Regions from separate parts of the Homo sapiens genome. Here region 2 is linked to region 1. A link is an interaction called in ENCODE POLR2A ChIA-PET data of the cell type or tissue named here. Cell type or tissue: MCF 10A. All regions are shown on one strand. Each heading gives the region's core, and the rest is flanking DNA. Links, peaks and the distances in the headings are about the cores only.

Region 1 (15,817 bases), core at 4,115-12,114:
AAGGAGAAATCAATGACCTTCCCCAAACTACCACTGTGTGTCCACCATTGGACAATGGACAAACCACCACTGTGTTGTCCATGTATGGCTATCGCATTTTACATTGTTCCAGATATTCCTCCTGGAAAGAAGGCTCAAGGGAGAAGATAAGATGACTACCTCCAGGCACGGTTGCTGTACCTTTAGCAAAAGCTCTGATGCAGGAAGCCCCTTAGGCTGTTCTCAGCAAGGAGCAGTTTTTCCCTGGAGCTAGATGTGTATCAATGCCTGATTCCAGCACATACCCTGAAGGAAAGATCTCTCTTTTACAAATGGTAAGGCCTTTCCCTAGCTGAGAAAGGAAAAAGTGAGTCCAACATTTCATATATTTAGCAGTATCTCTATTTCTAGATATTAATTACATACAACATCATTCCCTATTATTTGTAGTGAGGCACTAATTATCCAAGCATAGTGATCTTCTATGATTCAAGATGAATTAAACCTCATATAATTAATACATTCAGCACATTAAACTGCAAAATAACCCACCTTTAAATGAGAGAAAGTTCACGTGAAAGACAGCATATACACAAGATTCTTAAATATATTTCAAAAGAAAAGTTTCATCAATAAGTGAACATTTCTCAAGCAGACATTCACAGTTACAATATTTCAAGATACAACATTTGTTTTCTTCCCCTAAATGGTTCTATATTCTTTTCACACTACGCGGTGTATATCCCTGAACAAATCTGGTCAAACAAAACAGATCATTTTCAGCTCTATTTATACAATACTCTTTTCTATGGAGATCTAAGCCAGGCCAAGGTTAAGGATACTTTTAAGAGAATGTTATCATTTTAATAATGTTCTTAGTGGCAAAGACTTTCTACTAAATAACAAAGGCCCAAAATAGGGGTTATATATAAGAGGCTCACTTTCCTTAATCTCTATAGAGGTAAATAATTGAGGCCCTAAAACTGTAGTGTTGGTTTTTATCATAAAGTGTCAACTTACAAATATTTATCTAAATGGTTGGATTATTACTATTGGGAAAATTATGTGATAAATTCTTTGAGGATTTGTTCACTTATCCACAATCTCACCTCCAATGTATATTATCTAAGAAAGGCTGGGCACCGTGCCAAGAACTATAGAATAAATAGCCTGAGCCACGAGTAGTTTCTGCTCGTGGGGTTATAGTTTGAGGATATAAGAAATATAAATATCAAAATATCACATTATATTGGTGCCAGAACTGTACAGTCATGTTATTCAGCCACATGCAAGGTTGTTTGTAGAGCCTGTGAGGCAGATGAGCTGAGTGCCTGAAGACAGACAGGTCTGAGGCTAGGAATAACTTCCTGGTGTTTCCAGGATTAAACACCCTGGCAATCTGAGAACTAGAGTACCTCCTATCCATAAAGTCATTTTCTTTATGACCTGGTTAATAGTGTATTGCCCCTGAATGCAAAGGTGGAATTATTTCAGATTACCATAGTAATTTTTAAAGTGAAGTGGAAGTGGGTCTGTAACAACATTTCTGGATGCAAAGACAGCTGAAACTGCACTATAAAGAGCCATGACAAAAAGAAGGTATTGGCCTTGCCTGAATTCAAAGATGAAGAACTGTGATCCTCTCCCATGCTGGAAGCAGGATATCCATCACAGATACTGGTGGACTGTAGGATGCTCACCAGCCGTAGTGAGCACAGGGGTCTTATAGTTTGTATCTACTTATACTAACATGTTCAGTTCTTGCAGATGTTTCTGTTGGCTGTGATTTCCAGAGCATTTTATCACGGGGATTTGTTTACTTATGTGTCAGGTTATTTTTGATGGTGTGATGGTCATTGTAGTTACAAAATTATTTTTAAGAAACTTTGAGACCTAATATAACTGTATCATTTTTTAAGAGAAATTTTGCATTAGCTTCTGCTAAGCACCTTGGGGCACTACCAGTCTGAGAACATCTTAATTAAGAGTAAAGCTTCAGGTTCCCTGGACTATCCAGAGGACACACACTTGGGCTGCAAGTTTGCACAAGAGCTAATTAATTTCTAGTTCAGAGCAACTCTGGGTGTATAGTCATTGGCTCCTAGCTTAAATTGGAGGAGGATGTAAATTGATTTTCCACATTAAGTGGTGCCTGGCGTTTGTTCTATTCTTCCTGAAAGGCCAACATAGCCAGCTGTTAGCTTAGTAGCTGTTTCTTCTAATGAATAAAAGTCCACAGCACAGAGTTTTTTTATATAGTAGGCTTACATCTCAAGAGTATTGCATTTTTTTCAGATTTCGGACCCACAATTCTTTACTGTTATTTCAGTGTTTTTTTTTAATCATGTATATTTTATTGACTTATAAAATTTGTCCTCAGTGGGAAGGTTAGTTCAAATGATCTTCCTTGCCATGAGTCAGAAGTCCTTAGATCAGGGTTTTGCATTCTTAGTACCATTAACATTTTGGGCTGGACAATTCTTTGTTTGAGGGCACTGTACTGTGCAATGTAGACATTTAGCAATGTCTCTGGCTTCTACCAACTAGATGTCAGTGGCACCCTCCTCGCCCCCACAATCATGACAATAAAAAATGTCTCCAGACATTGCCAAATAGCCCCTGGGAAGCACAATTCTCCTTAGTTGAGAAGCACTGCCCTAGAGTATTGATATTTTAAAATAAAGATATGAAGATATCTGTAGTGTGTTGTGAATTAAAAATAATTGCATTCTGGTTCATTTGCCTCAGATTTCACTTTGTGATACAGAGGACATGGGTCTTTAAGATCCAGTGGGAAATTGCAGAAACAATGTGGTAGAGTGGAAAGAACACTAGCTTTGGAGCCAGACAGGATTGGATTCTAAACCTGCCTCAACTGCTTACCTTGACAGAATACTAATTGCATGGCCTCAGGCAAGTACTTAACCTCTTCACCCTAACTTTCTACTTCTGTAAATTATGATTCCTCAAAGGGTTGTTTGTGAGTAATTTACTTCTCATTTTGGTTCAGTTATTCACTCAGAGCATGTAGAGTATGTAATGCTAACTTCTATTTTATTTTTCAGATATTTTCTCAAGTATAAGCTCTTTCACCGAAGGCTTTGTTGAAAAAAAAAAATTGAAGAAAATCTATTGACCTAAATGTAGCAATCCACAAAATATTTTATTTAACTTGGATTCTTAAAGACTCAGTTTCGATTTTACTTTAAAAATATTTTACAGGTTGGGAAAAAAGGGCAAAGAAAATTTTACACAAAGCTAAAGCAGTGCTTAATTTTTTTGGTATGTTTTTTCACATTATTGTATAAAAATTGAAGAGGTAGAAAATAGGAGCCTTTTGCTGTAAGGTAAGTGATAAACTTTTTTTAATTTTATAATTTTAATTTTCTACTTCAACTTGAATCACAGAACTCAATATATTCTTTATAGTTATAAAAGAGCATTTAATGAGCAACAGTTTCCAGACAACCTGGCAAGTTTTTTTTTTTAATGTGTTATCTTATTTGATTTTCACCAGAAACATGTGAGGTAAGTGCTATTCCCATTTTACAGATTCAGGCATCTCACATATATGGAAGGTGTTTATCCACATTCACCCAGCTAAAAATAGTCTCAGATTTGTCTGCCTCAGACCCAGGGTTCTTAAACACTACATCATGTCACCTCTGATAACTAAATGCAAGAAAAGGAACAAAGATTTCAGGGATACCAATAAATCATGTCCTATGGGAGGAACATGAGCTTCATGAAATAAAATGGGAAGGAATCTTGAGGAAACACAGAGGTTCATGGCTGGGTGTGGTGGCTCACACCTGTAATCCCAGTACTTTGGGAAGCCATGGTGTGAGGATCACTTCAGCCTAGGAGTTCAAGACCAGTCTGGACAACAAAGTGAGATCTCATCTCTACAAAAATAAAAATAATATTTTTTTATCTTTTATGACAAATACAAAATAAAAATGGCCCCAGCTACATGGGAAATCAAGGCAGGAGGATAACTTAAGCCCAGGAGGTTGAGGCTGCAATGAGCTCTGCTCATACCACTGCACTCCAGCCTGGATGACAGAGTGAGACTCTGTCTAAAAGAAAAAAAAAAAAAAGAAGTTCAGGATATAAAAAACAGAAGACAGAAATAAACAACAGAAAAAGATGGAAGGTGGTGTCAGAACATGGATTTATAGATAATTCATAACACTTATCAGACAGACCAAAGGAAACATCTTTATTTTTAATTCGGTAGACACTCCTACAACATTTATTCAGTTTTGTATGCTTAAATACAGGATTATAAATGATACCTTCCTTTCCACCAAGTTTGCTTATAGAAAATGCACCTCCCTTTGACACAGAGACAAGCTTCTTAATCATCAGATAAGTTCTAGCATTTGGACATTTATGGAACCAAAGAATCATATTTTAAAGCTTCTGCCAAGTGCAGAAGTGCTCAATGGGCATTTTGTCTCAGTAAGAAGCATAGATTTAGCCCATAGATCTTAGATAGAAAAGACCTTTGAGACTCTCAGGTGGATTTTGCTGCCTGGGCAGAAGAAGTAATAAATGTTATTACACAGAGACTCTAAAGACCACGCTTCAGCAATGACTGCTTAGCAATATCTAACACTTCAGATTGTATTTGTCAAGTGAAGATTAAGTAGCTCCTAAGCCATTTCAGAGCTTGTCTCCCATTTCACCATCAGATCTGCTCTCCCTCTCAGTTTATAGTAGATACTAGTTAGTTAGTATAATTTTTCCTTCTAGGTACCTACATTTTTCTATTTGGCTTTGCATATCCAGGTACTATTCATAAGTTGCTATTAGATGGGGTTTAGCCTTAGTTCTATGGACTCCTAACAGGGACTTAATTTACAGTCTATGAATGGGTATAGAAATTTTTCAAGAGAAGCTGGAAATTTATATTTTGATGTTATTATCTCTCTTGTTTTAAATATTTGCAACTAATCCCAAATTTGCAAATGCTATGTGCTTCACACAGAGTCATTCTGTGGTCTGAATATTAATGGATCTGGGGGTTGCCAGTTTGCCACTTCTGAAGGCAAACAGAAATTCAGGTGGGATTGAGATCACCTGGGTACTCTGTGTGAATATTCCACAACTGAAAAGAGAAAAGAAAGAATGAAGTTTGGGGTCAAACTGTCTTGGGAGTTGATAGCTGTGTCTTTGGACTAGTTACTTAATCTTTCTTATTCTCTATTCTAATTGGACAAAGAAGATAACGGGACCTGTCTCACTGGGTTGCTTTGAGGAACAAATAAAACAGCCCATGTAGCCACAAAATGGTAAATGAGAATCAGTTCAATACGTGTTTCCATTGTCCTGATGGATTCCAGTGATGACTGGTTTAACCAGAGAGTTATCAAGTGTTGTGTTGGAAACTCAAATAATTTGATGCCTATAGAAGCTTTATATAAAGAAGAAGAAAGGGGTAGAAACACAGTATGAGACTACAGAGTTGGGGATAGAGTAGCACTGGTTTCTTAATTATCTGTGCTTGAATTCAGAGATGTATTTGTTTTCCCATTCCCAGTTAGCCTCACTGTTCCCAATTTATTGTCCACTGATGAATGGCAATGTTCATAAATTTGGAAAACAGAGCTTCATTTTTCATAAAGGATTGCAGCCTACAGCGTGGCCATTCTTACAGGCTGGGAAGCACAGCCTCTGGTCAGAAGCCAAAAACAGACACCTGGAGGGAGGGGCAAAGAGAACAGGAATTCATGTGTTTGTGGGGTGACTATACATATTCAATGAACTGGGGGGGAGTTATGAATATTCATAAAGCAAGAGCACACACATACACAATGCAGCTTCATGCCTTTTCGTGGGACCCATGTCCAAAAAATGGTGGCATTAGCATAATTCTAGGGTGGAGTTTTCAGCCCTCAGATGTCAAAAAGTGAAGCAGAGGACATAAAAGCCCTGTCTTTGCATCCTCCCTAGATTGGCCAGAACCACTCCATGGTCGGTGGTCTCTTACCAGGAAGGCATGCTGGTCAGATGTTGTACAGAAACCACAAAAGGGAAGAGCAGCAGTCAGGCCTTTGGTTGAAATCAGCGGTGGAGCCAGTCTTTCCAAAGGGCTGGCTTCTCTTTAGACTTTGGGGTAGTAAGCCTAATGGTGGTTAGAGAGGGTGAGGGTATAGTGAGATGTGTCTATCATGGCCAGAAACTCAGTTTTCAAGGTTTTTCTGGAGTCCCCTTGGCCAGGAGGAGCTTCTTTCCATTGGTTTGGGGGTGTAGGATTGCATTTTTATTTCTCGTTACTTAACCCCATTGCTTTATTATCTTGCCTCCTTAGAAGTTTGGAATTCAATGACTGGCACTTGAGAACACCCTCTCCACCCCCACTAGCTCCTCAGGCTGGAGCTTGAGCTCCTCCTCCCCAGGGGGCACCCAATCTTGTATCCTCTTCTGCAGCCTTCCTCCGCACAGGGTTCTAAGAATGAGTACACAGAAAAAGCATCATTTAGACTCTGATGCCCCTGAGTGGCAACGAAGCTGGGAAGCCAGCACCATCAGCAATGGGTGACTCTCTTATTCCTGGCCGTGGCATAGCAATACATAAGTACTTGATGCCATTCTTTGTAGTTAGTTTTCTATGAGATGTGAAGAAATATGTTAGGAAAGCTACTTTGTGAGTCTCACTTGATCCAAAAGAACTAAGGGAAGGCTTTTTTCCAAACTAGGTCCCCAGCCTAGAAACAGTAACTTGGGAATAACAATAACCTGCAAGTGGAAAATGAAATAAAATGTGAATGTTGCTTTTTAAGTGAGCACATTGACCTGGTTAGACCTCAACATTAAAATAACACAATAGCAGGAAATGATTCAAATGTATATTTTAAGAGAATATTGTGTAGGTATACACATACACACCAATAAATTTTACTGCCAAATTATGCAATCTGTCAGGCTATAGATTACTTGGTGAAAAACAAATCCCAAATATAGGTGCTGTGTGGAACGCAAATCCATTTCAGTAAGGTGAAACAGATGGTGACTGAAATTTACTCAACTATAATTACTATCGAAGTTCAATTTGTTGCAAAGAAAGCTTATATGTTTGTCATTTGAAAAAAAAGTTTTAAAATAAATTTGAAGTAAATAAAAAATAAAATAAAATGAAATAATATAAAATTGACAGTAAAATGACACAAATTTAAAATATTTTTCAAAGAGTTGCCTTGATGTACTCAATCTAGTCATTGATTGTACCCTTTGATTTTAATTCATCCAGTGCTAAACTTCCTTCACAACTTCCCAAACTACTAGGTACTTCATTCGTATAGAAACTTTATTCTGGGAGAGACAAAGTTCGACTCTGTCACCCAGGCTGGAGTGCAGTGATGCAATCATACCTCACTGAAGCCTTTAACTCCTGGGCTCCAGCAATCCTTCCACCTCAGCCTCCTGAGTAGCGTAAGCCAGCATGACTAGCTAAATTTTTATTTTCATTTTTGTATTTTTATTTTTTTACTTTTTTTTTTCTTTGAGACAGGATATTGATCTGTTGCTCAAGCTAGAATGCAGTGAGTGAGGCATGACCACGGCTCACTGCAGCCTTGACCTCCCAAGCTCAAGCAGTCCTCCCACCTCAGCCTCTTGCCTCCCAAGTAAGTGGGACTACCTACATGTACAATTAAAAAATAAAAATAAAAAAATTGTAAAGACAAAGTCTCGCTGTATTGCCAGGGCTGGTCTTGAACTCCTGAACTTGAGCAATTCTCCCACTTTTGCCTCCCAAAATCTTAGGATTACAGGTGTGAGCCACCATGCCTGGCCCCTCTTTAATTTTTTGTACAGACAAGGTTCATTGTATGCAGTTAGTCTATCAAGTGTTCATTGGCTCACAAAATTTCAAATACATCTGTGTTAATTTTTGGTTTCCTGTAACTTAGCCCCAGAATGTTCTCAGCTGAGGTTCTGTGAGTTCCAATGTGTTGAATGGATGCAGCCAGGAACAATGCTTACCTAGAAAAAACCCCCAACTGGCTCTCAGAGCTGAAGTATCTATTGCAATGCAGAGGGGAAAGGCAACTCCTTCAACATTCATTTCAGATAAGTCGTTTCTCATCAATACAACTCTTGCACACAGAATTAACGTGCGGAAATATTGAAAAAATGCATTTATTATGTAATAAGGGAATGTGATTTCTATTACATACCTCTTTTAATGATTTCAAAGGGGTATAGGAATTGTTTAATAATACATGTAGTTATGGAATTTGGAAACATATTCCTAACTATAAGACCCAAGAGATAGCAAAAAATAAAAAGCAATATTGTTTCTGTAAGTTGTTTGCATTTTCTATGCATCAATAAGCCATAAATTTTAAGAAGTAATGACTGGCGTGAACTCAAACTTTGTACTTTCAGTTAAAAATCTTAGCTGGTGACACATTGCAGAAGATAAGACTCCATCTTCCTCTTCCAAAACATATATACACTCCTCTCCCCACTTATTTGGCTGGTTTGTCCCATTTTATAGTAGGGTTGAAATATTTCAAGCTAAGATAACAAAGTCAAATTCAAGGTCTTGTTAGCACAACTTGGGGAAATGCCAAGCATAGCAGCCTGCTATTCCTGACAGGTACAACTCCATCAGTTTCTTAAAAGAGAGAAAGAATTACAGAATACGCCATAGGGAAACAGAGTAAACTCCTTGGTGAGTTGCAATCACTGAATTATATTCTTTGGCACCTTGTGTTTATATCTTTTATGGAGCCACTAAAAAAAGATGACAGGACTGAAAATAAAATGCAAGCCTTAGTAGAAAGGCTTCTATCTGGTCAGTCACTACTACAAGAAAATAGAGGATTTGAGGGATTTGTCCAAGATAAACACAAGAGAGAATTGTGCAATGTAAATAATACTGCTTAACCTTCTCTTTCTCAACTAACAGACTGTCTTTAGGCTCTGCCAGCCGTCCAGACCTCTTCCTCAAGGATGTTTCCAATGTGTGTTTTCATTGTGCTACTGTCAAACTCTGTAGCTCACCCTAGGATGTGGGCTCATTATTTCTGGATTGGTTGAACAAAGTTTAAGTATGTGTGTCATCAGCAGGTAGAGAATCAGAGCTTCTCCAAGGATATAACCTGAAATATTTGTCAGGCAAACCTCAACAAATCTCATGTTTTTAAGTGAAAACTCACATTTATAAAATCAGCATTGCTTTCTATTGCCATAACTTCCTTAGACTTTCCTCAGGAAACCAGAAAACTTTTGGAAAATATAAGTTTTGTCCTAGCAGACTGATTACTTATCCTTGAAGCAAGCGGAATATGAATTTTTAAAAGATATTTTTTCTTGTATTTGCTTCTAGGCATCTAGGCAGCTTCTCAGCAACTGTGCTGGGCAGATGGGAATCTAGTCTATTAAAAAAATATCTGCTGAGAAATACACTTCACAGCTGCCCATTTAGCTAATGTTAATTATTTGTAATGTCTTTTTTAATGCATTAGATATTATATTGCACAGTGTCCAAACCCAAGCCCATCTTTATAATTATATATAATTATCTGAAAGAAATATGTTTTTAAGTCAACAATCATGCCTAAGAACTGTTTTAAAACAAGCAGATGAATGTATATCCATAAACATTTGAACAGTAGTTTGAAATATTTAGAATTATTATTAAAGCAACCTATAGAATGTGAGTTAATTCTAGGAGAAATTATAGACAGTGGGCCAGGTGTGGTGGCTCACTCCTCTAATTCCAGCACTTTGGGAGACTGAGGATCACCTGAAGTCATGAGTTGGAGACCAGGCTGGCCACCATGGCAAAATCCCGTCTCTACTAAAAATACAAAAAAAAATTAGCTGGGTGTGGCGGCAGGTGCCTGTAATCTCAGCTACGCGGGAGGCTGAGGCAGGAGAATCACTTGAACCTGGGAGGCAAAGGTTTGCAGTGAGCCAAGATCACGCCATTGCACTCCAGCCTAGGTGACAAGAGTTAAACTCCATCTCAAATATATATATATTATTTTATATATATATATAGAGAGAGAGAGAGAGACTGAAAATGGTAGAAAAAATAAAAAAGATAAGGAGGAACAGTGTATGTGGGGCTCGTCTGAAGCAAATAATATCATCTGCTTTGTTTCGTTAATCAGTGGTGAATTTGCTATGGCTGGCTTACACCATCGTTCACGAAAAGGCAACGTGCACCAGAGGGCCCTTCATTCCTGATTAAGCAGCCTTAAAGCCATGTAGGGGTGGGCTTGGGATTTCTGATTGTTTAGTCAGGTTCACAAGATTACTCCCCTTCCATTCACAAAAGGAGAATTCTAAAAGTATGGAGAATAGTAGTGTGCCCAGAATTGGTGGGTTCTTGGTCTCACTGACTTCAAGAATGAAGCCTCGGACCCTGGTGGTGAGTGTTACAGCTCTTAAGGTGGCGCGTCTGGAGTTTGTTCCTTCTGATGTTCGGATGTGTTTGGAATTTCTTCCTTCTGGTGGGTTCGTGGTCTCGCTGGCTCAGGAGTGAAGCTGCAGACCTTCGCGGTGAGTGTTACAGCTCTTAAGGTAGTGCGTCTGGAGTTGTTCCTTCCTCCGGATGGGCTCGTGGTCTCGCTGGCTTCGGGAGTGAAGCTGCAGACCTTCGCGGTGAGTGTTACAGCTCATAAAAACAGTGTGGACCCAAAGAGTGAGCAGCAGCAAGATTTATTGCAAATAGTAACAGAACAAAGCCTCCACAATGTGGAAAGGGACCCAAGCGTGTTGCCACTGCTAGCTCAGGCAGCCTGCTTTTATTCTCTTATCTGGCCCCACCCACATCCTGCTGATTGGTAGAGTGGAGTGGTCTGTTTTGACAGGGCGCTGATTGGTGCGTTTATAATCCCTGAGCTAGACACAAAGGTTCTCCACTTCCCCACCAGATTAATTAGATACAGAGTGTGGACACAAAGGTTCTCCAAGTCCCCACCAGAGTAGCTAGATGCAGAGTGTCGATTGTTGCATTCACAAATCCTGAGCTAGACACAGGGTGCTGATTGGTGTGTTTACAAACCTTGAGCTAGATACAGAGTGCTGATTGGTGTATTTACAATCCCTGAGCTAGACATAAAGGTTCTCCAAGTCCCCACCAGGGTAGCTATTGGTGCATTCACAAACCCTGAGCTAGACACAGGGTGCTGATTGGTGTATTTACAATCCCTGAGCTAGACATAAAGGTTCTCCACGTCCCCACCAGACTCAGGAGCCCAGCTTGCTTCACCCCCTGGATCCCGCACCAGGGATGCAGGTGGAGCTGGCCGGCCAGTCCCGCGCTGTGACTCCGCACCCCTCAGCCCTTGGGTGGTTGATGGGACTGGGCGCCTTGGAGCAGGGGGCGGCGCTCATCAGGGAGGCTCCGGCCGCAAAGGAGTCCATGGAGGGGGTGGGAGGCTCAGGCATGGCGGGCTGCAGGTCCCGAGCCCTGCCCCGCAGAAAGGCAGCTAAGGCCCGGTGAGAAATCGAGCGCAGCGCCGGTGGGCTGGCACTGTTGGGGGACCCGGTACACCCTCCACAGCCGCTGGCCCGGGTGCTAAGCCCCTCATTGCCCGGGGCGACAGGGCCGGCCGGCTGCTCCGAGTGCGGGCCCGCCAAGCCCACGCCCACCCGGAACTCCAGCTGGTCCACAAGCACCGCGCACAGCCCCGGTTCCTGCTCGCGCCTCTCCCTCCACACCTCCCTGCAAGCTGAGGGAGCCAGCTCCGGCCTTGGCCAGCCCAGAAAGGGGCTCCCACAGCGCAGCGGCGGGCTGAAGGGCTCAAGTGCTGCCAAAGTGGGAGCCCAGGCAGAGGAGGCGCCGAGAGCAAGCGAGGGCTGTGAGGACTGCCAGCACGCTGTCACCTCTCAGTAGAATGGGTTTTAGCTAATGACAAGCCTTGTTAAACTGCCCCAGGTGACTGCTCAGTCTTTGCCTAGTTAAGGCTTAGATTCTCAGCAATGTATAGCTAGATCATCTTCTTTCTGTTTTGCATATCCTAAGCCAATGGGTTAGACATGTGGATACAGGAGTTAAAAAGGAAGTACTTAGATAGCAAGGACCATAGGAGTCCTCGGTAAGGCTTTTTCTTTTTAATGATAAGCAGCCCCAAATCATTTTCTAACAAATAGCAGCCTGCAAGCTGGGAGCTTGCACTGGTGAATGCTGGCAGGAACTAAGGACTAGACATTTTCAAAATGGTGGCTCCATCTTCCCTTCTCCGCCAGCCACATGTATTGTAAGGAGCAGACAAGATGGCGCCCATCAACTGGAAAGTCCATTTGCATAAAAAGATTAGGGTGGGGCAACCAGCCTTCCTCATGCACTATATATAGGTCATACCTGATTGAACCAATCTGTGAGCCCTAGGTAAATTAGACATCACCTCCTCAAACTGGACGATAAAACTCAGGGCATTGGATGCCAACCACTCCTTTCTGCTGGGAGACCCCTTCTGCTATAGAGGAAGCTGTTTCTCTTTCTCTTCTCTTCTACCTATTAAACCTCCAGTCTTAAACTCCTCCTGTGTGTCCATGTTCTGAATTCTTTCTTGGCCACCACGTGACGATGAACCACGGGTTTACACCCCAGATGACATAAGCTGCTTCAATATTTTATTATATATTCATTAAATCACCATGTAAGTGTCCTGAACTATAAATGAATGGCTGGCATAGAAATTTTTATCATTGACAATAATAAAAGAAAAGGAAGGCAGAAACGTAACGCTACTTGCATAAGAGTCATTCATCCAGTTTTGTTGCATACATATAATTTGCATAGAAAAAATACGACCTCACTAAAATTCCATGATCCTGATTATGTTGTAAATATGAGATTATGTTTCATCTTTGACTGGAAACTTTGCTTTGCAGCTGGATGAACCCACCTGAATTCAGTCCACGAATAGGAGGGAGATAGTTGAGGAATATTTGAAAGAGATTTGGCTCAGGGGTCAAACATTTGACTAGAAAAATGATTTCTTCTACTAATTGGCGTTGTAACCTTGCATATGTCACTTTATCATTTTGCTTCAGTTTCCTCACTGTATATTTGTCTTTGTTTTCTTATTTTCTTTCTGTAATAGTTTTTAACTCACAGCGTTGATGTTAGGATTAAAGAGATAGCATGTGTAAACAAGAGGCACATGATTAATCTTCAAGAGGCAGTCAAGTGCACTAGCTAATAACACAGATTTTAGAGCAAACATACCTAGATATGGATCCTAGATCTGCCTCTTATTGGCTCTGTCCCTAGACAAGTTATTGAACCTGTGTCTCAGCTCGCTGACCTGTGAAAGAGGAATGACAGTCATGCCTAGGATTGTTGTGCAGATTAAATGAGTGGCTGTATGTGAAGTACTTAGAAGGGTATCTGAGAAAAGAATAGATTGGACTGGGCAGGCTGGAAGAGGGAAAACTGGGCTCCTATCTGGGCAATGAAGTGTTCAAAGGGCAGATATGTTCTGAATGAGAGTGGCAACAGGAGAGATGGAAAGAGGAGGTGGAATAGGAAATATATTTTCCATAGATAGCTGCTGGCCCATATTCAGGTCTCACTTTAACATAGTTTCACTTCTTTACCAAGGATTTCTCTGTCATACGCTGCCCAGAATAAATCAGGGAACACCACCTTCTCCTTCATAACACTTATCACAGTGTGATTAATTATTAGGTTTGGGCAAAAGTAATTGCAGCTTTTGATTACTTTCGATGACAAAAACTGCAATTACTTTTGCATCAACCTAATACACTCCTTTAAGCCAAGTCCCATAGTCTCTTTTGCTTAGCATTATGTCTCTGGTATCTAATAGAGTAGCTGGCATCTAATTCTAACTCAATAATTACTTGTCAAATGAGAGAATAAAATGGGTGCTATATAATCTGCTAAAAAAGAGAGAAAAAAATCCTAATTCCCAGAGAGATTATAGACAATGAAAAGATTAGAAAAAAAGCCCTTTGAATTTGTTATTCAAAGTTTGTTGAGACAGAAATTCTAGAAATAGAAGATTGATAAATCCAGCTGGAATCAATGGAGCTTATGCTCATCCCCAAAGCCTATACCCACCTACTTCCTTTCTTCCCAGTGTAGTGAATGGGCCCAAACATCAATGGCTCCACTCGTGAAATCCTTTTGGATTCCGTGCCACTTGTGAAATGCTAGTCAAGTCTGCAAGATTTGAAGGTGGTATCTTGTTGAAAGCATGTAAGAACTCATTTCCCAATCTGTGCAATTCTCTTGGGCAATATCCCCAACCAGCATTGTCCAGTTGTATCTGATACAGACACAGCCAGGTCAGGAAGGCTGCAGAGGGGTCTGATTGCTTAAGACGTTGGGGAGGTGTGTTGGAGAAGAAATCCTCACAGCATAGCAATGACTATGCTAATGCTCATGCTTCAAAAGACATGAGCAACATTTTTTCTTCTTGCAACAGGTGTGCATCCTTGATTTCGGCTTTAGCTGACTGACTGTGGACTAGTGTCTTCTCCAAGTTCAGAGAGTCTGAATATACTCCAAGTTAGGAGTATATTTAGCATCCTTGATTTCGGCTTTAGCTGACTGACTGTAGATTAGTGTGTTCTCCAAGATCAGGGTGTCTTAAGGGTTAGGAGTACCTTTAGCTACCAGCTTCTTATCTATGAGTTGGAAGAAATAATCAAGCCTACCATTGTTGAGGATTTATGGGGCTTCTGTATGTGCTATTTGCACTCATTAGACTGGTTAATCCAAATAACTTGTAGGAGTGATTTATTTTCCACTGAGTTAACCCATAGTTTGAATTAGGCAAAATGACATATTGTTTTCCTGTTATATAAACACAGGTAATTTGTAAATTAAGGATCAATGATCAGTGTGAAAAGATAGATCACGTGGATTAAAATAAGTGTTTTAAAAACCTGCATGGAAAGAAAATGTGTAAAGAGAATTTATGTCATCTTCTCCTTAACAAGGAATCCCAACCTATTACCAGCATCTTATAGAATGGAAAAAAAAAAAAAAAAAAGACGTATGTGTGCAATGCTGTACACAGACCCCAAACCTAGAAACAGCCTGATGTTCTTCAACAGGAGAGTGGATAAATAGCACATAAAAGATAATTATACAGCACAGAAAAAAAAGACAGTGCCTGGCATTGATACTAAGGATTCATCTTAAGCTGTATCTTATTAAAGTCAAAAGTTAAACATGAGTGTAATTTTTATTTTATTTTATTTTACTTTTGATACTGAGTTTCACTCTGTTTCCCAGGCTGGAGTGCAGTGGTGCAATCTCGGCTCCCTGAAACCTCCACCTCTGGGTTCAAGTGATTCTCCTGCCTCAGCCTCCCAAGTAGCTGGGATTACGGGCATGTGCCACCACGCTGGGCTACTTTTTTGTATTTAGTAGAGACAGGGTTTCACCATGTTGTTCAGGCTAGTCTCGAACTCCTGGCCTCAGGTCATCCACCTGCTTTGGCCTCCCAAAGTGCTGGGATTACAGGTGTGAGCCACGGTGCCTAGCCAAAAATAAGTATAATTTTTAAATATCCATTTAGGAGCCTATTTGCATGTCTCTATATATCATAAAGCCACATAAAAACAAGGGTGTCAGGATATTGATTGCCTTTAGGTTGGGTGGAGGCAGATAGGAAGGGACCAGAGGAACCATAAAATTGGAGGCTGATGACTGTCTCACTGTAGGTTTCTTTTTTCTTTTTGTAAGGAAACAAACCACTTTTAAAACGTGGGCAAAACATTTGAATAGACTTATCACCAAAGACATGCAGATGGCATGCAGCCTCCAGTTTACAGGAAGTGAACAGGAGAACACCCCAGGTGATCCATTGATGCAAACAGGGAGATCTAGAATGTG
Region 2 (15,817 bases), core at 4,652-12,651, 150 kb after region 1:
TAGTGGATGTAATAAAAAACAGAGGGTAATATGGAAAAAAATCTTTAGAATATAGAAAATAAATGCCAACCTAGAATACTATACACAGAAAAAAAAAGACAATGAAATGCAAAAACAAATATCCTTTGCCATAGCTTCCAAAATGTCTCATACCTAGGTACCGAAAAGGAAGATATGCAAGGTCTCTACACAAAAAGAAAAACTTAAAAATGATTATATAATAGGATAAATGCTATAAGGCCAAAATAGAAAGCCCATTATTGCTAATATATCAGTTTTCCCCAAATCAATTTTTAGATTCAATGGAATCTCAATATCTATATTCAAGGTGATATTAAAGAACAAACTGTAGGTATTTCTGTCAAATATTAAGGTACAATGAAGCTGTGCATGGTGGCTCACAGCTATAATCCCAGCACTTTCAGAGGCTGATGCAGGAGGATCAATTGAACCCAGGAGTTCAAGGCCAGTCTGGGCAACATAGTGAAGCCTTATCTCTACAGAAGAACACAAAAATTAGCCAAGTGTAGTGGTGAGTACCTGTAGTCCCAGGTACTCAGGAGACTGAGGTGGGAGGACTGCTGGACCCTGAGAGATTGTGGCTGTGGTGAGCCATTATTGCACTATTGCACTTCAGCCTGTGTGACAGAATGACACTCTGTCTCAAAAAAAAAAAAAAAAACAAGGAAAAGAAAAGATACTATGGAACTTCAGAATTTCAGGCAGTGTGATACTAATGCCAGAGAGCATACAATCGTAAAACAGAGTCCAGAAAGAAACCGTATAGAGACATGATTTATTTACAAGGGTAATGCTACAGAGCAGCAGAGAAATATGCTAGGTTACCTAGTTATCCAAATTAAAAATAACTAGTCTTGATTTCTACCCTCCCCACTACACAAATATCAATTCCAGGTTGATCGTAAATATAAATCTGAAAGTGAAAAAGCAATAAAGCTTCTACAAGACTATTTTCATAACATTGGATAGACAAATGTTTCTTAAACAAGACATAAAAAATATTAATCATAGAGGAAAAACAAGAAAAAATCACCTTACATTAAAATTAAAGAAATCTGGCCAGTAAAAAAAAAGAAAGAAAGAAAGAAAAAAGACCAGTAAGAGATGGAAGAAGATATCTGCAATACACACAGCTTTAAAAAGCCTGGCAACCAAATCATGTAAAGGAATTGTAGAAATCTAAAAAAAAAAAAAAAAAAAAACAACCAAAAAGAAAAATGAACAAAACACTTAAACAGGCATTTTATAAAAGAGGATATCCAAATGGGCAACAAGCTTGTCAAAAGATGTCCAACTTCATCAGTTTCCATGAAAAGGCAAAATAAAACCACAATGGGATGCTATTACATCACCACCACAATAGCTAAAATAAAAAAGACTAACAATGCCAAGTATTTGGCTGGGATGTGAAGAAAAAATAGGTTGGATATTCATTCTCCTCACTCTCCCTCTGCCTCACCACATTTATGGTGCCTCACCATAGTGAGAGAAGTGTGTGCACTCTACAGTTAGAGCTTCTATTGACAGCCCCTCTCCTACAGTGCCCAGCAATTTCCAGGGCTGATAGCACTATTCGCTCACCTTGCCCCTGCAGGACTAGGGTAGTTAGGACTTCCCACTGTTGATAGTACCTGGATGCTTCATGTTCTTTTGTTCTTTTCTGTTTCCTTGACACTGTCCACACCTCTATAAAATGAACCAGTCGTTAAACTCTTTTAATTGAAACACTGCCAGGGCAATGACTACTATTACTTGATAGAGATTTTGGTTTTTACTTTTTGTGAAGTAGGGAACTATTCTAGGGCCTTACATATAACAGGAGAGGAATATAATGTGACTTACATCCTAAAAGGATTCTTCTTTCTGCTCAGTTGAGAATACACTCTAGGGAGGTGAAGATAAGAACCAGTGAGACTGGTAAACAGAACGCTGCCCTGATCCAAGTGGAAGACGATGGTGGCTCAGGTCAGAGATGTAGCAAGTGGTTAGACTCTGGTTATATTTTTGAAGACACAGCCAAGAGGATTGGATTCCCTGATGAGTCTGAATGTAGGGTAGGAAAGAAAGAAGTCAAGGATGATACCATGAATTTTGACTTGACCAACTCGGAGCAATTTGTTGCCACTGACTGAGTTAGGGAAGGCTATAGGTAGAGCTAGAGCAAATTTGATCAGAAACGGAGAGATAAAAATTTCAACTGGGAATGTTTAAATTTGAAGTGTCTGTTAGCCATCTGAGTGGAAATGACAAAGGCAGCTAGTTATATTTTAAAGTTAAGAAGACAGATTTGGACTAAAGATACAGATATGAAGATATCTAGAACCATGGGACTGGGTTAAATCACTAAGAGAGTGAATAGAAATGAAAAATAATAGAGGACAGTGGGCTGAGCCCTGAACACTTCGACATTAAAAGTTCAAGGAGAGTAGCCAGCAGTGGAGAATGGGATGGAGTAACCACCACTGAGGTAAAATGAGTGCATTGAAGACAAAGCTGAAAAATAATGATCAAACATTGTAAATGCTGCCAAGTAAGAGGATGTTTTATACATATATATATATATATATATATTTCAAATTTTTCTGAGTACTATGATATTTCGACATCTTAAAAAAAAGTTTATGGCTTGGGAGAGATGGCCCTCCAGGGGCTGCCAATCCTTACAGACAGCAAAAACCTCAGCAGGGAGAACACCTTTGGTATGCAAATTACCCAATCCAGAGCCATACCTCCTTTATCTGGCTATATACCCCAGGAGACAATATTCCTCTGCCTTAATTTCCCACTGTCAGGTATCAAGCAACTAGGGATTAATCCTATACCTTAGAGCCTACTGAAAGTATTCAAACCAGCCAGTTCTAAACTGTTTACCCTACTCTACTCTGCCTTGCCTTTACCCTGAAACTCCAGTAAAGGCTGTGGCATAAGCTCTCTCCTCTTTCCTGTCTTCTGCCACATGGAGAACCACCCCCCACCCCCCGTGCTGTGGTCTGTAATGTCAATGTCCCTCCAAAATTCACATGTTAAAATATCAACCCCAGCGTTTTGGTATTAAGAGGCCAGACCTTTGGGAGATGATGAGGTCATGAGGGTGGAGCCCTCAAGAATAAATTGGTACCCTTATAAAAGAGGCTTGGGAGAGCCTGCTTCCTCCTTACCCCTATCACCATGTGAGGGGGACGTGCAACAAGGCACCATCTATGAAGAGTGGGCCCTCAGCAGATGCCCAATCTGCTGGCTCCTTGATCTTGGACTTCCCAACCTCCAGAACTATGAACAATGAATTTTCTGTTCTTTATAAATTATCCAGTCTAAGACACTTTGTTATAGCAGGCTGAACAAACTAAGACACCCTGTGACCCTGTGTGGCATGCGGTGACCTCCTGTCTAAGACCTATGAGTATAATAAACTTTGTTTCATTGTGCCTCTCCTGTGTGTCCTCTTGCGGTCTCACCTGTGACCATCACAGAAAAGCTCACAGAACAGAGAAGTTCTAATAACTGTTGGCTTTAGCAACATGGAGGTCACTGGTATCTTGGAGCTATTTGTTATTTATATTTAATAAATATGTAATTAGCTAGCAGATATTACATTAATAAATGGCTATTTAGATTAATTTTATTCCATCTGTGGGGCCTTTGGTCACAAAACCTCAAATGAGAACCACGAAAGCATGAACATGACTCACAGGGATGGAGTTAGAATTCTAACAGGCCCTGGAGTGGGAACTAATGCTTTATCAGTAGCTAACATGAGACAATGCTTTAAATGAGCTCTGTTACAATGTTGTAACGTATACACTATTTTGCCCAGTTCACAGCCTGACTCAGAAAGCCTGACTCACAGAATTAAGGTCATACAGCTCCTGAGGCCCATCACTAAATTCAAATCCAGTTCTGATTTGGCAGTTTATGCTGTTTCAACCTACCCTGTACTCTCCAGTAATAACATAAAATAGAATGATTAAAGAAGGTTAATCTGAATTATCTGGGAATCAAATCTGGGTCCCTGAACTCCCTGAAAATATTATTTCCTAGTAACCCATGCCAAAAAAATAAGTCAATAAGACATATTCCTATAATGCTTGGGAAGAAATTTCTATTTACTAGAAAGAAGTCCTCAGATTAAAAAATATCTGATAGTTACATATGATCTTAATAGTAGTTCTGCAAACTTGATTAAATATTTAAGCTTCCAATTGTAGTTGGATCTTATCCCTCTTTTCTCATTAGGCAGAAAATATTTAGAAAAGCTACATTAGTAAAAACCAGGCTAACTTCTTTCCACAGCTACCTAATGACTTCAGTCAGTATTATTGTTTAAAATTAATAGGCCACATTTAACAAAAACTTTATATTATTAAATTTCTTCTCAAAACATGTTTAGCAAGAATATCTGGCTACTCATCTTTTTAACCTTGACAACTCATTTCCAATGCAAAAGGGTAAATCCTACTATTAACAGCATTGTTTTTGTGGAAACAGTTTAAGACACTAGTCACTAGCATGATTTTCTAAATATGCTTAGCAGGTTTATTTGGCTACATATGAAGTCTCTTTTAAAACCTGACATATTATTTCCAGTGACCTGAATAGGATATTTATCTGAGAAAGCAGACCAGAATAAAGCCTCTATACAGACTTTCCAGATAGAGAATAAAAATAGTATCTAATATATTTTCGACTTTGAAATTATCTATTTCTGTTATAGTGTCCTCTGGATCACTGCCCCTGAAAAATAGCTGAGCTCCTATTTTAGCAATATATACTCTCTTGAGGTGGTTTCAGAAGATTAGGACACAGAGTTCAATACAAGCTATGAGAATTCCACTGCAGCTGGCAAACACTGAGGCCTGTCATAGACTTTTCTTGTTTTTCCACATGAGAAGCACCTTCTCCACTCCTCTCTTCCATCCACAGGGAATCCAATTCTGACTTGACCTTTGAGATACCCATGAGAATGTCCATTCTTCTACCCCTCTGCCATAATACAACCTACTACTGTCTTTCATTCAATTGAAGGTGCAAGTAACTGATACACACACACACACACACACACACACACAAAGGTATTGCTCTCAAGGACATTTACTTAATTTTTAAAAAAGGAATCAAAGCTTGAAATAAAATAATTAAATTCTACTTTGAAAACAAGTTAACCTGGTTTTTGCTAGTACAGCTTTTCTAAATATTTTCATCCTAATGGGAAAACATCAGCATATGTGACAATTACCCTTATTCAAGTCACATTAAGAATAATTCAAAACATTAAAGAAAATACTACAGTTGCAGGGGAAACAATTTAAATAATATAAACTGGCCAAACCCTAGTGAATCAGATGATGATCTATGGAAACTGACCAACGGAAAATATCTAAAGTTCAAATGCCCTTATAATAGCTGTTTTCTGCCATCTTTTAAATGTCTTTCCATGTCAAATCCCTCTTAAGTTTGATACACAGTCTACTTACCAAAAAAAATTGTTTAACACATATATGATTATGAATTTGAATAATAAAGCAATATTGTAAAATATCAAGAGTAGTAAGGAAATAACAGAGGACTGTATCCAAGGTTTCCATTAACATCATAAATGCACTAAATGCATTTTTGTGAGCTTATGTTTTCCATTTTTGTATTTCTTTCTCTGTGAGTAACGTGTAAGACACTTAAGAGAGGCACAGGTAGACACACTGCAGCAACAAGAAAAGTCTAAGGTTCTTGTTATCTGGTACCAGTGCTGTGGACACGCCACTTGGAAGGAGGAACCACTGTTTTTCCTCTGTGAGGACAACACACTGCATCTGTACCAGGTGTTTTATGGGAAGAGTGAATAAATTTTAATCATTCATCGCCCTCTTATGCTTAGATGTTTGTCATGATCACACAGTGTGGGATCTACAAATCAACACAGGAAAGTTGGAATTATGGTATTCTGTTATCAGAGGAGCCTGTGATCTGAAAATAGCTGATCCCCCAATTTTCATATGACACTTGTGTGAAGAAAAAGAACAGAAATCTCCATCAGTACCAACTGTTCTCAGAAAAGGCACAGCCTAACAGAAAGAAAAGAATGAGCACGTTGGCTGCAGAAAGCCCTATTACGGTTTACACATTAAGAAACGGAGAGGAAACGATCCAAAAGAAGGCAAAATTTGAATATTTCCTGTTTCCAATGTCACAAAAATTACAGAGTAAAAGTGAAATCAACACCAATATGTTAAAGAAAATATTTTAATGTTATATTTACTTAATTTGACATTATTTAATTGGTCTTACACTGAAATCGACACTACTCAAATACTTTTTCAAGAGGAGTGGCCTTCAAGTTTTTCCTTTCTCTGTTATGCGATTTGACACAATGAAATTAGCAAGTTTAAGTTCTCATGTTTTATAAGGTTTTCATGTAAGTGCTACCTCTCCAAACTGGAATTTTAATCTTTTGGACAGTCAAAAGGTCTTACATGGTAGCATTCATCTTTCTTTCTTAAACACAATACTTCAGTAACATTAATCTTTCAGGTGGGTATACAAAGAGTACATCAACGTTGCAAACAACCTGGAGAAAACAAATCTAGAAAGTACAATGACGCAATGTCACAAATGTGGTTGCCTCCTGCTACAGCGTGAATGTGTTCCCCAAACTTCATGTGTTGGAAATTTAATCCCCAATGCAAAAGCATTGAAAGGTGGGACCTTCAGAAGGTGATTAGGTCATGAGGCTCTGCCCACCTGAATGGATTAATGGTATTATCTTGGGAGTGGGCTCCTTATCACAGGAATGAGTTTGTTATATAAAGTTCCACCTGTTCTTGCACTCTGGAGAAATCTCTCCTGATGTGATGCCTTCCACCATGAGAAGACACAGTAAGAAGGCCCTCACCAGACACAGCCCTGCAACCCTGGACTTTCCAGTCTTCAGAATTGTGAGGAAAACTAATTTCTTTTTATTATAAATCATCCAGTTTGTGATTTACAGCAACATAAAACAGACCACGATACCTACCCAAAGTACATTCATTCTCCTTTCCTTCTTTGTGAAAAGAATTTCAATATTGTTAGAAAGTGCATGTATTTTCTTTATCGGCTTCTCTTACAGCCAGGAATGGCAAAAATGCACTTCTACCTGAGAAGATGTAAGGGCAAATCTACTGGGGATTTCAGAGAAAACTTTTGCTTTGGTTTGAATGTGTTAAGGCAACAACCTCCTCTCTCACTATTCTTTCTTCCTTGAAATCAGACATAAAGCTGCACAACAATCAGCCATGTTGTGACCACGAGGAATGAAGCACAGAAGGCCAAACTCTAAAAATGATCAAGTGAAAAAAGCACAGGAGTCTGGACATTGATGATATGATGTTGCTCCATGTGGTACCAGCCCTTAAACGCCCACTGGGGCCTTTTAGTTACTAGAGAAAAATAAACTCCAATTTGCTTTAGCCACTACAGTTAGATTTTGTTACACACAAACAAATCCCATTTTAACTGATACTCTCAAAATAGTTAGTGAAATCACCAGAGAATGAAATAAACTTATTTTACAATTTGATCATACCTATAAAAATAATAAATGTCTTCCTAGTATACAAAAAAACAGAAGCAGGGGAAAAATTTTAGAGAAGGAGACCAAAGAAAGAAGAATAAAAGCAAAATTTTAAAAAGTGAAGGCAAATAGTAGAGAGGTTAAATAAAGATAGCACTGAAAATTGATGGGAAGCAGCAATAATTTTCATGTGTAGGTTTGTTGTTGTTTTTTAAGAGACAGGGTCTTGCTCTGTTTCCCAGGCTGGAGTACAGTGGCACTATCACAGGTCACTACAGCCTTGGACTCCTAGGTTTGAGCGATCCTCCACCCTCGGCCTTCGGAGTACTTGGGTATATGCCACCATGCCTGGCTAATTTTTTTTAATTTTCATTTTTATTTTTTATTTTTGTAGAGATGGGGTCTCACCGTGTTACCCAGGCTGGTCGTGAACTCTTTTTTAATTACAGCTGAGTCATTAGGGTGAGGTTATATTTAATATACTTTACTTAACACAATAAAAATTTGAGTTATTAAACTCAACAATGCTCATCTTTAGAAGTCCAGAAAATTCACTTATAGAGGCGGCTTCATTTGTTTAGAATATTAAATAAATGACAAGTTAGTATTCTCTGCTTGTGAAATTTACTGGTTCCCTGTGCATTGCTAGGAAAAATAACAGAATCAATAATACATATTATACAGTTTATTTATGATATGTCACTACTTGCAATTATTAAATAATATATGCTATAGGACTACTTAATATTAATTTAGCAGATAATTTTAATAGAATGAAACTGCATAATAAATAAAAATTTTGATTCATATTTTGAATTATTAAACCCAGCAAAAATTATGAGAATTAACTTTATGAGTGTTAGTTTTTAAATAAAATAGAGAAGAATATGTAACATCATTAATAACTTTGAAAGCCACAGAGCCAAATGAGTGAATCACTTCTGCTCGTCACTCAGCCACTATTATTTCGTTATGCTAATTACACAGTCTATGTGTTTGGAGTCTGTTAAATGTTTATTTTTGTGGCAAACAACTATCTTTGCATATGTAAAATGGGGACAACATGTGAAAGAGGAGAATATGAAACCAAAAATTTAAGTATCAAAGAATCAAGAAATGGAAAAATATAACCAATCCTATAAAATGATCCTCCCATATACACTCAATAAGTAAAAATACACTTCATGGTCCAGACTGTCTTGAAGATATATTACACATTAGAACATATGCTTGTTAGTGGGTGCAGCGCACCAGCATGGCACTTGTATACATATGTAACTAACCTGCACATTGTGCACATGTACCCTAAAACTTAAAGTATAATAATAAAAAAAAAAAGAATGCAAAAAAAAAAAAAGAACTTATGCTTTACTGTTGCTTTCTGCACTTGAAACATCTTGATTTGTATCCTCTAGATTGTCAGGTAAGAATATCGTTAGAGATCAATTGGTCCAGCCTCAGACTAGGGCAAGCTTCAGCCCGATTGATCAGATGTGAACACCTCATATGGTCAAAGTGCCTTGAGCAGAGGAAATACACTGTGCAGATAATACTGACTCACAGGTATTATAACAATCTACCAGATGGGAAATAACGTGGCAGAAGTGACTTTTAGATATTTACCCTGGAGTGGAGGATGATAAATCCACTGCTCCAAGTAGAAGCAAGTAACCTGCAGACAGAGGGCTTGTCAAGTATAAAACCTTTAATCATTTCAGATATACTACGGATTGGCCTATGGGCTCCAGCTCTAGAATTTTACAACTGAGAAAAAAAAAGTAATGAAAGAGAAATATGTTGTGTTCATAAATAAACTATTAGAATAAATAATTTAAACAAGATTATATTTCTTATTTATCATTTGATGTTGATTTTTTAACCCAAAACCTTAACTTGAAACTCTTAATCAGTATAAAAGAGCTTGAGTATATTTAAAATTGTGTTGGACAGCCTGTTTCTTAGGATAACTCTATATGTCAGCCAATCACATTTTTTGAATCACCTCTAAACATTCCATTGACTTTTGTAATTGCAGTTAAAACAGTTCATGTGACATATGCAAGCAGTTGTTGACAGATGAGAAGATAAGCTTATAGGCCATGTATTGTATTTCCAGCTGTTTTAAATTTAAATTAACATTCTTTCGTAATTTCTAATTTTGATGATTATGATGACAAATTCAGGCTTGCAAAAGCCTAGACTCAAACTAGATTTTTGAATAGTTCAAGTGTTTAATTACTTATTAATCTGAATGAAGTACGTAATATATTTTCTTGTTTGCATTTGTTTTTACTATCAGTTCTGAGACTTCTCATCCAAGTTTGTCCTCTCTCAGTTCTTTCTAGTTACCATTTCCCAAACAATCAGAGATGGTCAAGGGTCATTCCCACGCTATTAACACTTTTAAAAGCTAGAAGAAACAAAGGTATAGGCTTACCAAAAAAAAAAGAACCTTTATTTATTTGAAATGTGGCAATTGAATAAAGCTTCTTAAAGTATGTACAAAATATAAACACATAACATTTTAAAGGAATCTATCAGCCAAGCAAAGAATGTTAGGTTATAAACACACAAATTATCTTAACCCTAAGGGTCAATAAATTAAGATCATGATAGTACAACTTTGGAAAGTTACTCCATAATCGAGGCAACATATTAATTATTAAAATCTTGCTTTACATAAGTCTGAAAGTGTTATTTTGAGAAACAAAGGTAAAGTTTTAAAATTATAAAACATTTTCTGATTTCCATGGAAGGAAATAAGGGAACAAGAAGAAAAGCAGTGCCTTAGCAAAAAAAAGCAAAAGTTTTCCCATAAATCCCTGCTAGATTTTCTCTTATGAGCAAGAACTATTCGAGGGCAACATTAGCTGCAAAGGACGCTGGGAAGTGAGTTGAATTTTTTTCTTCGTTTTTTAAACTGGGTACATGTGACCTCAAACACAATTTGGTCAAAACTACATTTAAAACCTCCAATTAACACTTTGAATTACACTAAAATAAAAAGGAGCCAATGAAGAGAGGCACAATACAAAACATATGATCAAGTTCACAATGAGTAGAAGCAGCACAACTGTGCCCTATATTTCACAGGTGTGGCCAAGGCCACCTACAGAAGAGTCGTACAAGAGAACCAAAGCCAAAGAGAGAGAAGAATATGGGTCAGAAAAGAATCATCACATCCTGATACTGACACACAGTGGACCAAGCCCTAGCTTAACAACTGTCCTTTATTCAATAAAATATGGTGCAACGGCCAAAGATTTATGGCAAAAATAGAAAATTGTTAACATTCATAAAGTTTTAGGTGTGTTTTATTTTGCTTGGCTTTGGTTTTTTGTATCTATCAAAATGAACAACTTAGACATGCTAAAAGTTTTATCATAGTATCAATATTTATAGTTATTCCATTATTTATCTTTAATATTTTAAATTATAAATAGCACAGTAAGTGTTGTATTGTTCTAATATCTCCTGCTTTAATATTTATTACACAGCATAACTGGACGGGAGATGTTTTAACTTCACTGAACATTAAAAACTACTGGCCGGGTGCGGTAGCTCACGCCTGTAATCCCAGCACTTTGGGAGGCCGAGGTGGGTGGATCACAAGGTCAGGAGATCCAGACCATCCTGGCTAACATGGTGAAACCCCATCTCTACTAAAAAAAAATACAAAAAATTAGCCGGGCGTGGTGGCGGGCGCCTGTAGTCCCAGCTACTCAGGAGGCTGAGGCAGGACAATGGCTTGAACCCAGGAGGCGGAGCTTGCAGTGAGCCGAGATCGCACCACTGCACTCCAGCCTGGCCGAGACAGCGAGACTCCGTCTCAAACAAACAAACAAAAAACTACTGCATGGGCTTTGAAATAGCTATGTAACTAATTGTTATTTTTTGCTTCAGTCTAAGTTCTTGTCTATATTCATATACCATAACAAATGAGTCACTATTGTCTATATAAAACTTTTAAATACCTAAAACACTTTACATCTTGGAATCTTATAGAATTGGAATTTTACTGAATCTTATAGAACTGTTTTCCTCAGATTTTATATAATACCTAAATACTGGCTTATAGGCAATAACTAGCTAAATAATAAACAAATATTATGAAGTGACATATAGACATATAAAAGCAATTCTTGTTATATATAGGCCAGGCTCCGTGGCTCACACCTGTAATCCCAGCACTTTGGGAGGCCGAGGCAGGCGGATCACAAGGTCAGGAGATCGAGACCATCCTGGTTAACATTGAAACCCTGTCTCTATTAAAAATACAAAAACTTAGCTGGGCATGGTGGTGGGCACCCGTAGTCCCTGCTACTCGGGAGGCTGGGGCAGGAGAATGGCATGAACCCAGGAGGTGGAGCTTGCAGTGAGCCAAGATTGTGCCACTGCACTCCAGCCTGGGCGACAGAGCAAGACTTTGTCTCAAAAAAAAAAAAAAAAAAAAAAAAAAAAAAAGCTATTCTTGTTATATGTAGAGGATCTATTTTATAGTCAAAATGTGCCTAAATATATGGTTCTTCAGCTTATTTTACAGCTTATTTTACTTGAAGGTATAACCACATTCTAAAATAATCTTTCAAATACAACAACTTGGTATCTTTTCTGTTTATAGTTCAAAATGAATTTTTTTCCCCACAATTATGATCACTGAGATGCTGAACTTGAATCAGAGTAAAGCATAAATAGGAAAAAACAACTACAAAACAGAGGACAATACGACTTCACTTGCTGATGGTCTAGCTGTGGCAAATGCAGTTTCCTCACAATAGACATACTTGCTGGCAAGCTCTGATGACTAAACTGTGCTGGAAGTTACACAGAATTTCGATTGCTATTTGCTCACAATTATAATTGGGAGCAAGAAAGACAATGCCAAAAGGAAATAAAACACATATTTAGGAAAAAAAAAACAAGTAAATAGGAGCTTTTTCTAGTAAAGAATGCTAGTAGAGGGCAAGTTGTTCCTTAGGATGCCCCCCGCCACCAACAAAAAGTCTTCAACAGCCAGCCAGAGGCCAGAAATCCCAAATTATTTAACGCTACTACATATATTATAATCAAATGTTGGATCAAGTAGGAATAACCCAATTAAATAATTTTAGCTAAATCATCTAACTCTGATGGCAAGTTATTTTGTTGAACAACTAAAGATTTATAAGGGCTATTGTAAATAATATTTACCTCTCAATTACCACATTCCCAGAATAGAAGTCATGCTTTGATGACTAAACATGGCCCGGCGTCAACCCCTGCTGCAAGACATTTGCTCTGATCTAAACACCCCCTAGTTTGCATGTACAGGGACAAAACCTTCTCAATTTTCTAAGAATATTTCTTTCTGTCCTCATAAACTCGAGATATTCCCCCTAAAAAAATGCTGATTTCAAAATTTAGCAATGGAATAAATCAGTTTGACAAAATTTTAACAAAATTTTACATGTTGCCAAAGACTGGCCACCTTCTGCCCCCACCACCAATCAATCAATCATCACAGAACAGGAAAAAATGTCTAATTCTTCAGATTAAGTGCACACGCCATATGCTAGAATGTATAGTGCTGTATTTATGAATATAGTCTATGTACTAAGTTTTTCAAGCCATAAAACTAGCTAATATTACATTAAAATCAAAGCTATCCTAATATAATAACATCATGTATAAATCAAAATAGTGGGAAGATGTACAATTAGAGATGAAAAGACAACAGAGCTGATAGAACCTGATTTTCCAAAAGAATTTAAATTTAAATTTAAGAAAATCTAGTCCCAATATATAGTATTTTTTATAGGATGATATTTATATAAGTAATACAAGGTGGTATAAACAATGAATAATTCCTCACTGTGATGGACATAGTTATTTTGTCATTAGTAAAAGTAGTTTGAAGTAAGAAGTTATTGGAAGAAGTTTTTTTCTGGAAGAAGTTTAAAATGTTTTAATTGCAAAATAGTATACTGGAGTAAAAGAATAAAAGGAAAGAAAAGAATGTGTAATTTATAAAGAAGATTTGCATAACACGTGTCTAAAATTTTGGTTTAAAAAAGAGTACTACTCTTTCTGTGAGCACCCAGGGGCACATCATCAAGTGGGGTGAAACACTTTCCTCTGGAGTGAAACATTAACCTCTAAGTTACAATCACTTTTAACCTCCTGAGGAGACCATGCTCCTGGAATGACTGCACATTTTCCTATTGCACATAGGAAGGGAACTGCTAATGTCAGTGCGAAAGCAAAGCCCCCAGATAGGAAAAAAAAAAAGATAAAAGGCTCCCTATCGATTTAATTAACTCAAATGTTAATACGTTAGGCTTAGAAAACCAGAAACTGTTCTGGACAAGAATGAACTTAAACATGGACAGAAAACAATGTGCGAATGTACCACCAGTGAAATCATGTGTCTTCAGAACTTTGTGTGCTATTAAGTTGGAGTGAAACCCACAGTAACATGTATTAAAGCCCATGTTTAAGACATCTTGGTCATATTTTATTAAAGAACGACAGCTCTTAAACATGTACATCTTTAACTGGAACTTGTTGCAGTTCTTAGTAATGGCAACTGATTGCTTGGCATTTTACAGGGGTATCTATTAAAACTCTTTTCTAGGCCAGGTGTGGTGGCTCACGCCTGTAATCCCAACACTTTGGGAGGCAGAGGCGGGCAGGTCACCTGAGGTCAGGTGTTCAAGACCAGCCTGGCCAACAGGGTGAAACCCAGTCTCTACTAAATAATACAAAAATTAGCCTGGCATGGTGGTGCGTGCCTGTAATCCCAGCTACTCAGAAGGCTGAAGCAGGGAGAATTGCTTGAACCCGGGAGGCGGAGGTTGCAGTGAGCCGAGATTACCCCACTGCACTCCAGCCTGGGCGACAGAGCGAGACTCCATCTCAAAAAAAAAAAAAAAAAACTCCTTCTAACCCATTCACTAAGCACTAAGCACGCATTTAATACCCATGTGTAATACACAGTGCACCAAGGACAGCATGGAGTTCATCTCGACATCACAGATTTAATTTTAGCTGTACATATATTAATTTATATCATTTCAATGATTGAATGGAAAATGAAATTATATCTATACAGTTATATTAAATTTAAATCAGGCATATGTGTCCTCCTCCTTCCCAACACATTGCAGATATTTAACAGGGGTGTAATAAAGTTAAACTCAACATCAAGGATACATTTAATTAGGAAAATAGCACAGAAAAGCAAAATTTGAATTTCAGGTGTTTTGCACTAGAGGAAGCCCGAGCGTCAGTCTTCTACGTGTGTCGTGTTAACATGACTTGAGGCTGTCACACTAGCACTGCTCCTAGTTTTAGACAGATAGAAGAATAAATGTCAAATCAACATGGCACAAAAAATCACCAATTTTAAATATTTTCAATCTTTAATTTACTAAGTTATGTGTCACTGTGTGCTATATTATAGTAATAAAATAACTACACTGTGCTCTCATGGACATGAGCACAAAGGTACATTTTTCTAAAGTAAAACAGAATTGGTCTCTAACAGAGCAGGCTTCACTGCTACCAATATTAAAGGAAAAAAAATATTGCATTAAAATTTATGACATCATTATTTGCTTTAATGTGTATCTGAAGCAGCTTCAAATTACCCAATTGTTAAGTGTGATGGTCATGACTCATGAATAATTTTGGCCTTAATAAAATTCTAATTTGGCATGGACAGACACCAAAATTAAAAGAGAGATCTAGGACTCAGAGAGAACAAACAATGAATCACTATTATGTTAAAACTAAAATTTGGCTCTGAGACAAAGGGATCAGTTTGTTTTTTAGGGAAGTCATAAATGTCATGACCTGTAAGCAAACATGAATCTCAGTAAGTGTTCTCTTTTTTCAAAACATAAACTTGGAAGAGGACTTTTAAAAGGATAAAGTAACTAAATACACAAAACAGACACAAACAAAAAGAAAGAATTAAAAATATTCCATGTAGGCAATGATATTATAGTAAATTAAATCACAGTGATTTAAAATAGCCTCGCATCTGGTATCTGATATCAACTAGCTACTTCCAAGAAATTTGGAGTGAGTGGAAATAACAATCCCTTTTACAGGTTATAGGAATTCAATCACAGGATTCATGGCAGCTGTGTGGTCACTTCAGTTAAAACAGAGTAGTCAAGACCATTTTCTTTAACATTTCAGTCTGATTTGCCAAATTCATCCACTCTTGGGGCAGGGAGGGACCTGGAGGGGCTCATTTAATTGTAAACA

Evidence for each region. ChIA-PET counts read pairs that join two places held together with the same protein. Peaks named below come from ENCODE experiments on the same cell type or tissue, not always from the same donor. Only the 100,000 strongest peaks of a DNase experiment are listed, where the experiment ranks them.
Region 2: POLR2A ChIA-PET joins it to region 1 with 5 read pairs; 3 of 35 experiments call an interaction of 5 or more read pairs at or near these places.

The regions. Positions count from the first base shown.
Region 1 is chr4:176,613,890-176,629,706 of GRCh38, forward strand. No RefSeq gene overlaps it. Among named protein-coding and RNA genes, the nearest start is that of HAFML, 32 kb to the right of the region's middle. In MCF 10A, for the core only: no CTCF peak of the experiment used is centred there; a DNase peak (open chromatin) is centred at 8,882.
Region 2 is chr4:176,765,922-176,781,738 of GRCh38, forward strand. The region is part of intron 1 of VEGFC (vascular endothelial growth factor C); the gene reads right to left. Among named protein-coding and RNA genes, the nearest start is that of VEGFC, 19 kb to the right of the region's middle. In MCF 10A, for the core only: no CTCF peak of the experiment used is centred there; a DNase peak (open chromatin) is centred at 12,350.